Linked DNA regions of Homo sapiens: region 2 is linked to region 1. Evidence: chromatin loops called from intact Hi-C (ENCODE). Cell type or tissue: PC-9. All regions are shown on one strand. Links, peaks and the distances in the headings refer to the core of each region. The heading gives the core; the rest is flanking DNA. Region 1 overlaps TNPO3 (transportin 3). Region 2 overlaps TNPO3 (transportin 3).

The links. Hi-C counts contacts between places; a loop is a spot of excess contacts. Peaks named below come from ENCODE experiments on the same cell type or tissue, not always from the same donor. Only the 100,000 strongest peaks of a DNase experiment are listed, where the experiment ranks them.
Region 2: a loop joins it to region 1, with 2.1 times the contacts of the local background. A loop is called at or near these places in 3 of 110 quality-filtered maps.

The regions. Positions count from the first base shown.
Region 1 is chr7:128,959,164-128,964,549 of GRCh38, forward strand. The region is part of intron 21 of TNPO3 (transportin 3); the gene reads right to left. Among named protein-coding and RNA genes, the nearest start is that of IRF5, 24 kb to the left of the region's middle. RefSeq lists enhancers at 3,871-3,980, 4,101-4,400. In PC-9, for the core only: no CTCF peak of the experiment used is centred there; a DNase peak (open chromatin) is centred at 2,108; H3K27ac peaks cover 737 bases.
Region 2 is chr7:129,012,264-129,017,649 of GRCh38, forward strand. TNPO3 (transportin 3) reads right to left here. Exons shown (of 23, transcript NM_012470.4): 3 at 4,720-4,793; 4 at 2,716-2,872. Among named protein-coding and RNA genes, the nearest start is that of TNPO3, 40 kb to the right of the region's middle. In PC-9, for the core only: no CTCF peak of the experiment used is centred there; no DNase peak of the experiment used is centred there.

The DNA.
Region 1 (5,386 bases), core at 188-5,187:
CATATCACTCATGCTCCCAATGTCAGGAAGGAGGAAGATCTGTAACCCAAGAGAAGTTGCTATGTGGTGTGTTATCACAAGGGACTAGGATAACAGAAAACCCTGAAAGTTAGGACAGTGCTGGAGACCGAGATTTTTTTGCTATCCTAATGTCTTACATGTTTTAAATTTTACCCTTCCTCAAGAGACTTCTGTTTTGTTTTGTTTTCAGAACAGATAGAAACAGGGTCTCATTGTGTTGCCCAGGCTGCTCGAACCTCTGGGCTCAAGCTATCGTCCTGCCTCAGCCTCCAAAGTGCTGTGATTACAGGCGTGAGTCACTGTGCCCAGCAGAGACTTTGGAAATGATAACTTCACAGCCTCCTTTGTGGCACATGAGAAAAAGTATTGAAACTGAAATGCAAGTGTGGGAGAACTTTAGTGCGATAGGGTGAAATGAGGGACAGGTGACACTGTCAACTTGGCTTCTGCCCCAATCCTATCTGCAAGTGCTTTGGTGTCAAACACTTCAGCCAAATGTTTAACTGAAGTGTCCTTGGTGGGGAGCCCATAGAAATGGATCAAAAAGCTCCTTGAGGCCGGGCGCGGTGGCTCACACCTGTAATCGCAGCACTTTGGGAGGCCAAGGCGGGTAGATCACCTGAGGTCAGGAGTTTGAGACCAGCCTGGCCAACATGGTGAAATCCATCTCCACTAAAAAGACAAAAATTAGCCGTGTGTGGTGGTGGGCACCTGTGATCCCAGCTACTCGGGAGGCTGAGGCTGGAGGATCGCTTGAACCCAGGGGGTGGAGGTTGCAGTGAGCTGAGATCACACCACCGCACTTCAGCCTGGGCGACAGAGCAAGACTCCGTCTCAAAAAAACGAAAAAGCTCCATGAATGTTAGAACTATAGTTATGTGCTACAATGATGTTTTGGTCAATGATGGACTGCATGTATGACAGTGATCCTATGAGTATAATAGAGATGAACAACTGCATGTTGCGTTACTCACATGCTTGTGGTGATGCTGGTATAAACAAACCTACTGCACTGCCAGTCATATAAAAGGACAACACAAACAATTATCTACAGTATACAATAATTGATCATAAGCAACTATATTACTGGGTTATGTATTTACTATACTACACTTTTTATCATTAATTTAGAGTATATTCCTTCTACTTACAAAAAAAAAAAATTTACTGTAAAACAGCCTCAGGCAGGTCCTTCGGGAGGGATTCCAGAAGAAGACATTGTTATCCTAGGAGATGGCAACTCCATGTGTGTTACTGCCCTTGAAGACCTTCTAAGTGGGACAAGATGTAAAAAGGTGGAAGACAGTGATATTGATGATCTTGACCCTGTGTAGGTCTAGGCTAATATGTGTTTGTGTCTTAGCTTTTAACAAAAAAGTTTAAAAGCTAAAAAAAAAAAATAAAGTAATTTTAAGAATAGAAAAAAGCTTATAAAGATATAAAGAAAAAATTTTTTAATGAGCTGTACAATTTGTGTTTTAAGCTAGGTGTTATTACAAAGGAGTCCAAGAGTTAAAAAAAATTTAGTTTATAAAGTAAAAAAGTTACAGTAAGCAAGAGTTAATTTATTATTATTATTATTATTATTATTTTGAGACAGAGTCTCACTCTGTCGCCCAGGCTGGAGTGCGGTGGCACAATCTCGGCCCACTGCAACCTCTGTCTCCCAGGTTCAAGCGATTCTCCAGCCTCAGCCTCCTGAGTAGCTGGGATTACAAGTGCCCACCACCACGCCTGGCTAATTTTTTAAATTTTTAGTAGAGATGGGGTTTCACCATGTTGGCCAGGCTGGTCTCAAACTCCTGACCTCAAGTGATCTGCCTGCCTCGGCCTCCCAAAGTGCTGGGATTACAGGCATGAGCCACCGCGCCTGGCCAAGGGTTAATTTATTATTGATGAAAAAAATTTTTTTATAAATTTAGTGTAGCCTAAGTATACAGTATCTATAAAAAGTCTACAGTAGTATACGGTAATGTCCTAGGCCGCCTATTCACTCACCACTCACTCACTGACTCACCTAGAACAACTTCCAGTTCTGCAAGTTCCATTCATGGTAAGTGCCCTCATACAGGTATACCTTTTTTTTTCTCTTTTATACTGTATTTTTACTGTACCTTTTCTATGTTTAGATATGTTTGGATATACAAATTCTTACCATTGTGTTACAATTGCCTACAGTATTCAGTACAGTAACCTGCTATACAGGTTTGTAGCCTAGGAGCAATAGGCTACACTATATAGACCAGGTGTCCGGTAGGCTATACCATCTAGGTTTGTAGAAGTATACTCCATGACGTTTGCACAACAACTAAACCACCTAATGACACATTTCTTGGAACATATCCCCATCATTAAGTAACACATGACTGTATTTTCTGTCTCGGTCCTTCTGACGTTTGATATTTCTTAGCTTTCTATTTATTTACTTTTTTAACTGCCAGTATTTTTTAGATTCTGTTTTCTGGCTTCTAGTCCCCAAATTCCTATCCTTCCACCATATTTCTGAAAGCTTTTATGGTCACTATTTCTCGAGCCCCATAAGATTACTAGAGGAGTGCTGAGAAATGAGATCCTTTTGATCCGATGACCTGGTAGGTAACAGAAAATAATGAAACTCTGATGACTTGACTAGGGATTCAACCCCTTACTGGCCTCTAATTCCAGTATCAATGCTTCCCATGTTCAACACCTTTTGGCTTTGAAGAGCCCCAGGCAAGTGACAAGTAGTCATAGAATAAACACCAAGATGGAGAAATGGAAATGATGGCAGGGTTTCTTCTAGTCCCAATTGGTCTTAGTTAATGATAGGTTCATCTGGCATTTGGAAAGCAAGAATGTTATTTTAGACTGAAACGTCCCAGCTTTCTTCAAGTTGACCAACTAAAAAAGCTAGGGAATTGGCCAGGCGCGGTGGCTCACACCTGTAATCCCAGCACTTTGGGAGGCCGAGGCGGATGGATCATGAGGTCAGGAGATCGAGACCATCCTGGCTAACAAGGTGAAACCCCGTCTCTACTAAAAATACAAAAAATTAGCCGGGCGCGGTGGCGGGTGCCTGTAGTCCCAGCTACTCGGGAGGCTGAGGCAGGAGAATGGCGTGAACCCGGGAAGTGGAGCTTGCAGTGAGCCGAGATTGCGCCACTGCAGTCCGCAGTCCGGCCTGGGCGACAGAGCGAGACTCCGTCTCAAAAAAAAAAAAAAAAAAAAGCTAGGGAATTAATTACCAGTACCATGTGAAAAGCAGGCTTGGACTTGCTGAAATGAAACTAAACCAGTTCACCCTCTCTGCCAGAATGGCAAACAAAGTAGCATGTTGAGGCAGGTGTTACGGACCTTAAAATCAAAAGGGAGACTGAGTCATGCATGGGACAGAAAGTTCAAGGGCTTTCTGTCTTGTCTACTACAGGCATTCTAGAGGAAGAGAATTACTAAGAGGGGATGAGCAATCTCAAGTCCTTTCTCTAGCACCTCTACATTAGCTCTTACTTCTGTTCATTTCCCACCACTATGTTACATATGTTACAGCCTGCTATAGGAAGAGCTGCAAAACTTGTTTAGCAATGGAAGATCAAGTAGGTCAGGTTGGTGGTGCACCTTATTTTCCCATATCACAGGACAAAGATAACAGGTTTTTTTTTTCCCCCACAGCACTGCTTTACTTAGGTCTCTTTTCCTTGCCCCAAGATTTATCCTAAATTAGGAAAGGATATCTATGACCTTGATTTCAGACTTACCATATTATTTTATCTGTCATATATTAGTCCCACTGAGGGAAAGAGGGCTTGACAAAGACTTATTCTACAATGTGTGGGATTCCAGAATGTGTGGGTGGCTGCCTTAGAGTCAACAGGAGACATGCCCCAGCTAGTTTTGCAAGTACATAATGACATTCTAGAAGTTTCTCCTCCAAGGAGAAAGGAGTTAACATTCACTGATCACATACTATGTGCAAGATCTTCTTTAGATTTCCATTTGGTATCTCATAATAACCTTATGAGACTGGTAGTACTAACCCTATTTCACTTGATAAATAAACTGAAGTTCAAAGTAATAGGGTATGTGGCAAGATTCAAACCAACATACTTGACTCCAAACCCCATCTTTGGAGGGTTTCCCCTAGGTTCCCATTTGCTTTAGGAAAATTAGAGCCAATACGATCCTGCCCTTATACTGTAACCAGCACTGAATGGAATAATGCAAAACAGAAGCAGAGAGAAGCAACTACTACACTTCTTTCCCCTGAAACAGCTTGTAGACAGAATACTACTTCTACTGAGAAGATTCATAGTAAAAGCAATCAAAGAATTTTTAAGGTCACCCCAGTCAATATATGCCTACCCAGTGGAGGGGAAATCCCCACTTCTGGCAAAATGTGTCATGAAGGGTCACATGCTATTTTTCAGTCATGCATGTCACTTGATCTATGGCTAAAAGTGAGTTATTTCTGGGGCATACTGGGCTTACTACTTAAGCCACTTAGTGAACTATAAAATAATAGCATTCCATGGTTTGGGATTTTAACATTAACAAAATTGCTGGAGACATTCCAGAAGATGAGAAAGTAAACTATTTTGGAAAGTGACATTAAGAAATCAATTCTGAGAAAAGACAACTAGCTCTTGTACCACTGCTTAAAGTTCATTTTCTTTCCCTTCTATATCTGATTTTACCCATAAAAGTGTAATTTATGCTCATAAAAAAGTGCACATAGTGCAGAAAGTTATGAAACGAAAAGAAAAGCCTCCCTTCCCCTCCTAGTCTCACTTATATATCTTTCTGAAAACTTACTGTGCAGAAAGTAGCCTCTGTGTATGTGTATAATTTATAATAAAACAGCTCTTTAAAGTACAAGTTGGTTCGTTTACAATAGCATAAAAAAAACTTATGAAAAAATTTAACCAAGGAGGTGAAAAACTTATACACTGAAAACTACAAAATGTAGCTGAAAGAAATTAAAGACACCAATAAATGGAACAATATACTGTATTTGTCGATTTGGAGATTTAATATTGTTAAGATTTCAATACTACTCAAAGCAATCTATAGATTCAATACAATCCCCATCAAAATCCCAACAACCTCTTGTACAGAAAAATCTACCCTAAAATTCATATGGAATTTCAAGGGTCCCCAAGTGGCCAAAACAATCTTTTTTTTTTTTTTTTTTTTGAGACGGAGCCTCGCTCTGTCGCCCAGGCTGGAGTGCAGTGGTGCAATCTCGGCTCACTGCAAGCTCCACCTCCCGGGTTCACGCCATTCTCCTGCCTCAGCCTCCAGAGTAGCTGGGACTACAGGTGCCCACCACCACGCCCGGCTAATTTTTTGTGTCTTTAGTAGAGATGGGGTTTCACTGTTTTAGCCAGGA
Region 2 (5,386 bases), core at 191-5,190, 53 kb after region 1:
CCAAAGTGCTGGGATTACAGGGGTGAGCCACTGCACCCAGCCCTCCAATGAATTTCTAATACAAAACTGAACACAATTTTTAATAGAATTTTAATTTTTTTTCAAACTAAAAGATCTATGAACTTGCTATACTGAAACACATCTCTGAAAAATAATTTACTACAGGTTAAGTATCCCTAATCCAAAACTCCAAAATGCTCCAAAATCCAAAACTTTTTGAGTGCCAACATAACGCTCAAAGGGAATGCTCACTGGAGCATTTCAGATTAGGAATGCTGAACCACAAAGTATAATGCAAATATTCCAAAATTTTAAAAACTCAGAAATCCTAAATACTACTTTTTTTACCCTACCCTAAACCCTTCTGGTCCCAAGCCTTTCAGTAAGGGATATTCAACCTGTATCCACATTATTGAGAAAATTAAGCTGGACTATAAAGACTTAAAAATGAGATATGGGCTAATCAATTTATTAGCATCTACTTTAGGAACCAGTAAACATTTTCTATAAAGAACCAGATAAACCGTCTACACTTTGCAAGCCATATGGTCTCTGAAAAATACTCAATTATGCTGATGTAGACCAAAATAATGGACAAAATATAACCAAATGGGCATAACTGTGTTCCAACAAAGCTTTATTTACAAAAAGAGGCAGCCAACCCATAAACTATAGATTTACACACTCCTGCTCTAGAGTATTAAAAATGTCAACTAACTGAAAGGAGCTTAATCACATCTAATTTTTTAAAAAATGTGTATTAGCTCATCCATAATGCGATACTCCTCAAAGGTCAAGTAAAATCTTCTATCACCTTTCAGTTCATCTTTAAGAGACAATCCTTTCTTTTATCTCTCATAATATACAAAAATCAAATCAAAATGGATTAAAGACTTAAATGTAAGATGTGAACTATAAAACTACTACAAGCAAACATTAGGGAAATGCTGCAGGACATTGATCTGGGCAAAGATCTCTTAAGTAAGACCTCAAAATCAAAGGCAACTAAAGCAAAAAAAGTCGACAAAGGTCAAGCTAAAAGGCTTCTGCACAGCAAAAGAAACAATCAACCAAGTAAAGAGACAACCTACAGAATGGGAGGAAATATTTGCAAACTACCCATCCAACAAGAGATTAGTAACCACAATATATAAGAAACCCAAATAATAGCAAAAAAAAAAAAAAATTAAAAATTAAAAAATGGGCAAAAGATCAATAGCAAATGCTGGCAAGGATGCAGAGAAAAGGGAACGCTCTGGAATGTAAAGCAGTACAGTCATTATGAAAAACAGTACGGAAGTTTCTCAACAGACTGAAAATAGTACTACCATACGATCTAGCAATCCCACTGCTGGGTAAATACCCAGAAAAGAAACCAGTATATCAAGAAGATCTCTACAATCCCATGTTTATTGCAGCACTATTCACAATAGCCAAGATATGGAATCAACCTAAGTACCTATCAACGGCTGAATGGATAAAGAAACAATGGTATAGGTGCACAATGAAATATTCGTTAGCCACAAAAAGAATAAAATCTCCTGTCATTTGCAGCAACATGGACGGCACTGTTAGACATTATGTTAAGTGAAGTAAGCCAGGCACAGAAAGACAAATATCACATGCTTTCACTGCTATGTTGGAGTGAAAAAAAATGGATCTCATAGAGGTAAAGAGTAGAATGACGGTGATCAGAGGCTAGGAAGGGTAACGGGGAGGGGACGACCAAGAAAGGTTGATTAACGGGTACACAAATACAGCTGAATAGAAAGGATACGTTATAGTGTTACACAGCAAAACAGAGTGACTATAGTTAATAATTTATTGAGTACTTCAAAATAGCTGAAAGAGAAGATTTAGAATGTTCCCTACACAAAGAAATGATAAAGGTTTGAGGTGATGGATATCTCAATTTGATCATCACCTGATTTGATCTGATCATCACATATTACATACTTGGACAAAAATAATACATGTCACTGGGCACAGTGGCTCACGCCTGTAATCCCAGCACTTCGGGAGGCCAAGGCAGGTGGATCACTTGAGGTCAGGAGTTCGAGGCCAGCCTAGGCAACATGGAGAGACACCATCTCTACAAAAAATAAAAAATTTAGCTGGGCATGGTGGCGCACACCTGTAGTCCCAGCTACTCAGGAGGCTGAGGTGAGAGGATCACTTGAGCCCAGGAGGAGGAGGGTGCAGTAAGCTGAGATCATGCCACTGCACTACAGCCTAGGAGACAGAGACCCTGCTTCAAAAAATAAAAGTAATACATGTAACCCCATAAATATGTACAACTATCATGTATCAATTAGAAAAAAAAAGAAAGGATCCTTTCTTAGTAAAGTAGATTTATACACACTTCCCTTTGCATGATCCTTTATTAACAGCCAACAGTTTGGAGCATTAAGCAGTAGAAGAGCACAAGATAAATAATGAGATGGCCTTAGTTCCAATTCTGAATTAACAGTTGTGTAACTCTAAAGTCCATTTTTCATTCATAAAAGAGATAACGTCACCTTTAGAGGATTATACAGAAACTTAAAAAGCATAGTTTCTGAAAGTATGTTGTCATGGTAAGGTGTTACATAAATACCAAAGCATCATCATTAAATTTTGCAAAGAAAGCTATTTCACAATAATGCAATTGATTACAAAATAACCGCCATGGCTTTCTGCCTTTATGCAGCAACTTAGTATTTCAAACTTACTCACCAATAGAGATACTACTGTACTAGAGTAGAAGGCCAAATCTTCTATAATTTCTGTGCGCCGATTAGCTCCAATTCGTAAGGAACGACTATGTACTTCTTCAGGTAACACTGTAAGGATCTCCAGCAAAAAAGGCAAAGAAGTCACATCATTGCTGTATCTGCAAAAGAAAAAAGTGGAGATATGTTATTTATAGCCAGAAAATACACAATCACATAAGATAACAGCCATCAGAGTAACTCACAACAACAAAAGCAACATTCCCACCACTGTTAAGGGGGAGAAAAAAGATACAAACATAAATGTCCTCCATAATTAGTTAAGATTAAAAAAAGGACACAGTTATTCAATGAAACATAGCCATTATAATGAACATGATATCTATATGTCCTAACATGAAAAAAAGTCCATAATGTAGTAAGTGAAAAACATGTATGAAACATATTGAATATGGGTGAACAAATATATAGGTATATGTACATTAAAATATATATGCACTTATTTATTTTAAAATGCATAAAGGAAACTCTACATAGCCAATTGTTAATAGTGGTTGCTTATAAAATACAGGGTTAAGGGCCAGTTGTGGTGGCTCATGCTTATGATCCCAGCACTTTGGGAGGCCAAGGCAGGAGGATCACGAGTCCACAAGTTCGAGACCAGCCTGGGCATCACAGGGAGACCGTTTCTACATTCAAAATTTTTTAATCAGCCAGGCATGGTGGTATGCATCTGTAATCCCAGCTACTCGGGAGACTGAGGCAGAAGGATCTCATGAGCCCAAGAGTTGCAGGTTCCAGTGAACCATGATCACACCACTGCACTTCAGCCTGGGTGACAGAGTGAGACCCTGTTTCAAAAATAAAATATAAGGATAGGGAGAGAGGACGGGGTTCATTTTGCACTTTGAAGGTTTCCATACTGTTAGAATTTTTTCAAGGAGCATGTATCAATTTCCCCAATAAAAATTTTATTTAAAAAATAAGCTATCCACTCAGGAGGCTGAGGTGGGAGGATCACTTGAGCCCGGGAAGTCGAGGCTGAGGTTGTAGTGAGCCATGACTGTGCCACTGCACTCCAGCCTGGGTGAAACAGCAAGACTGTGTCTCCAAAAAAATAAAAATAATTTTTAAAAAAGTTATCCAAGCTGGATGAGGTGGCTCACGCCTGTAATCCCAGCACTTTGGGAGGCCGAGGTGGGCAGATCACTTGAGGTCAGGAGTTTGAGACCAGCCTGGCCAAACCCCGCCTCTACTGAAAATATAAAAATTAGCCAGGCGTAGTAGCACATGCCTGTAATCTCAGCCGCCTGGGAGGCTGAGACAGGAGAATCACCTGAACCCAGGAGGTGGAGGTTGCAGTGAGCCAAGATCGCACCGTTGAACTCCAGCCTGGGCAACAAGAGCGAGACTCCATCTCAAAATAAAATAAAATAAATAATAAGTTATCCGTAAAATGCTTTAATGACACACTATATTGGAGGTAAAAAGTAATTCTACTTTGTTCAAAAATAACTTCCCAACCAAATGCAAGCAAATATCAAGGTTATCTTGCCAGGACCCAGAAGGAATACTTGTTTCAAAGTAGCAAGCTCTGTGTGTCTAAAAAGAATATTGCCCCTCTGATAAACGTGAAACAAACTCCAATTAGTAAGAACACATATTCATAACAACCTCCCATTTAATATAATCTTAAATTCTATATTTTTACAAAATGGCTGTCATGCCAGTTAGTGAGAGTGATCCACAAGGCAATAAAAGACTTTGCTGCAATTAATTCAAGAAGTGTGTGTTACATAAATCACTAGTCTTTTACATCCCACACAATATATTTCAGTAGTATTTAAAATTTTAGATAAGTTTCATTTAATCTAACAAAGGTTAATAACATAATTCTATGTTAAGAGTTCAGGGAAATAGTCAAATATCTAGCTATTGCTAACAAATTTCTCTGTGTAGGTTAATGGCAATTCCAAATGCTAATATAGAGTCAATACAAATTACTTACTTTTCCACCAGTGTTTGCACACATCCCTTCCAGGAAGGCATCTGTAGGGCAAGATCTGCTATTGCTAAAGCCAGCTGAATAAGAGAGATTAAATAAATGAAGACAGATGAACAGAAATAGGGTCACAATAAATATTAATTGGGAAGCAAAGAAACATTTCTTCCAAACAATATGACAACTAAGACTAACCCCCTTCCCCCATTTCTCCCAACCTCCAATTCTATACATCTGATGTAAACTTTTTTGGGTTAGCTACAAATTGCTGAAATTTAAGAGTTAACCTTTAAAAACTAAAAAAAAAGAAAAGAAAAGAAGTCAGAAACAACAGACTATAGACATTCCTCAAAATATATCAATATTTACTTTTATTTGGCAATACCACAGAACTTCACAGACATATAAATTATACTATGCCAAAGGTCAAAGCTACTAATAAAGTCAGACCTTTGACTCAGTTCTCAAGTAATGGATTGCCATTTCCCTTCTCTTTGCATTTGTCATCTTGAAGACTTAAGAAAAGCCTCCTCTTTAAGGGCACTTCTATGCCAGGCAGAGAACACATGTGAGTACGTACTCACAGAAGTTTCCAGTTTTCCTATCTAATGTATTTCCCTGTCCAAGGGGGAAAGGACAGATGCTCTAGTTCAACGTTTCATTCATGAGACCT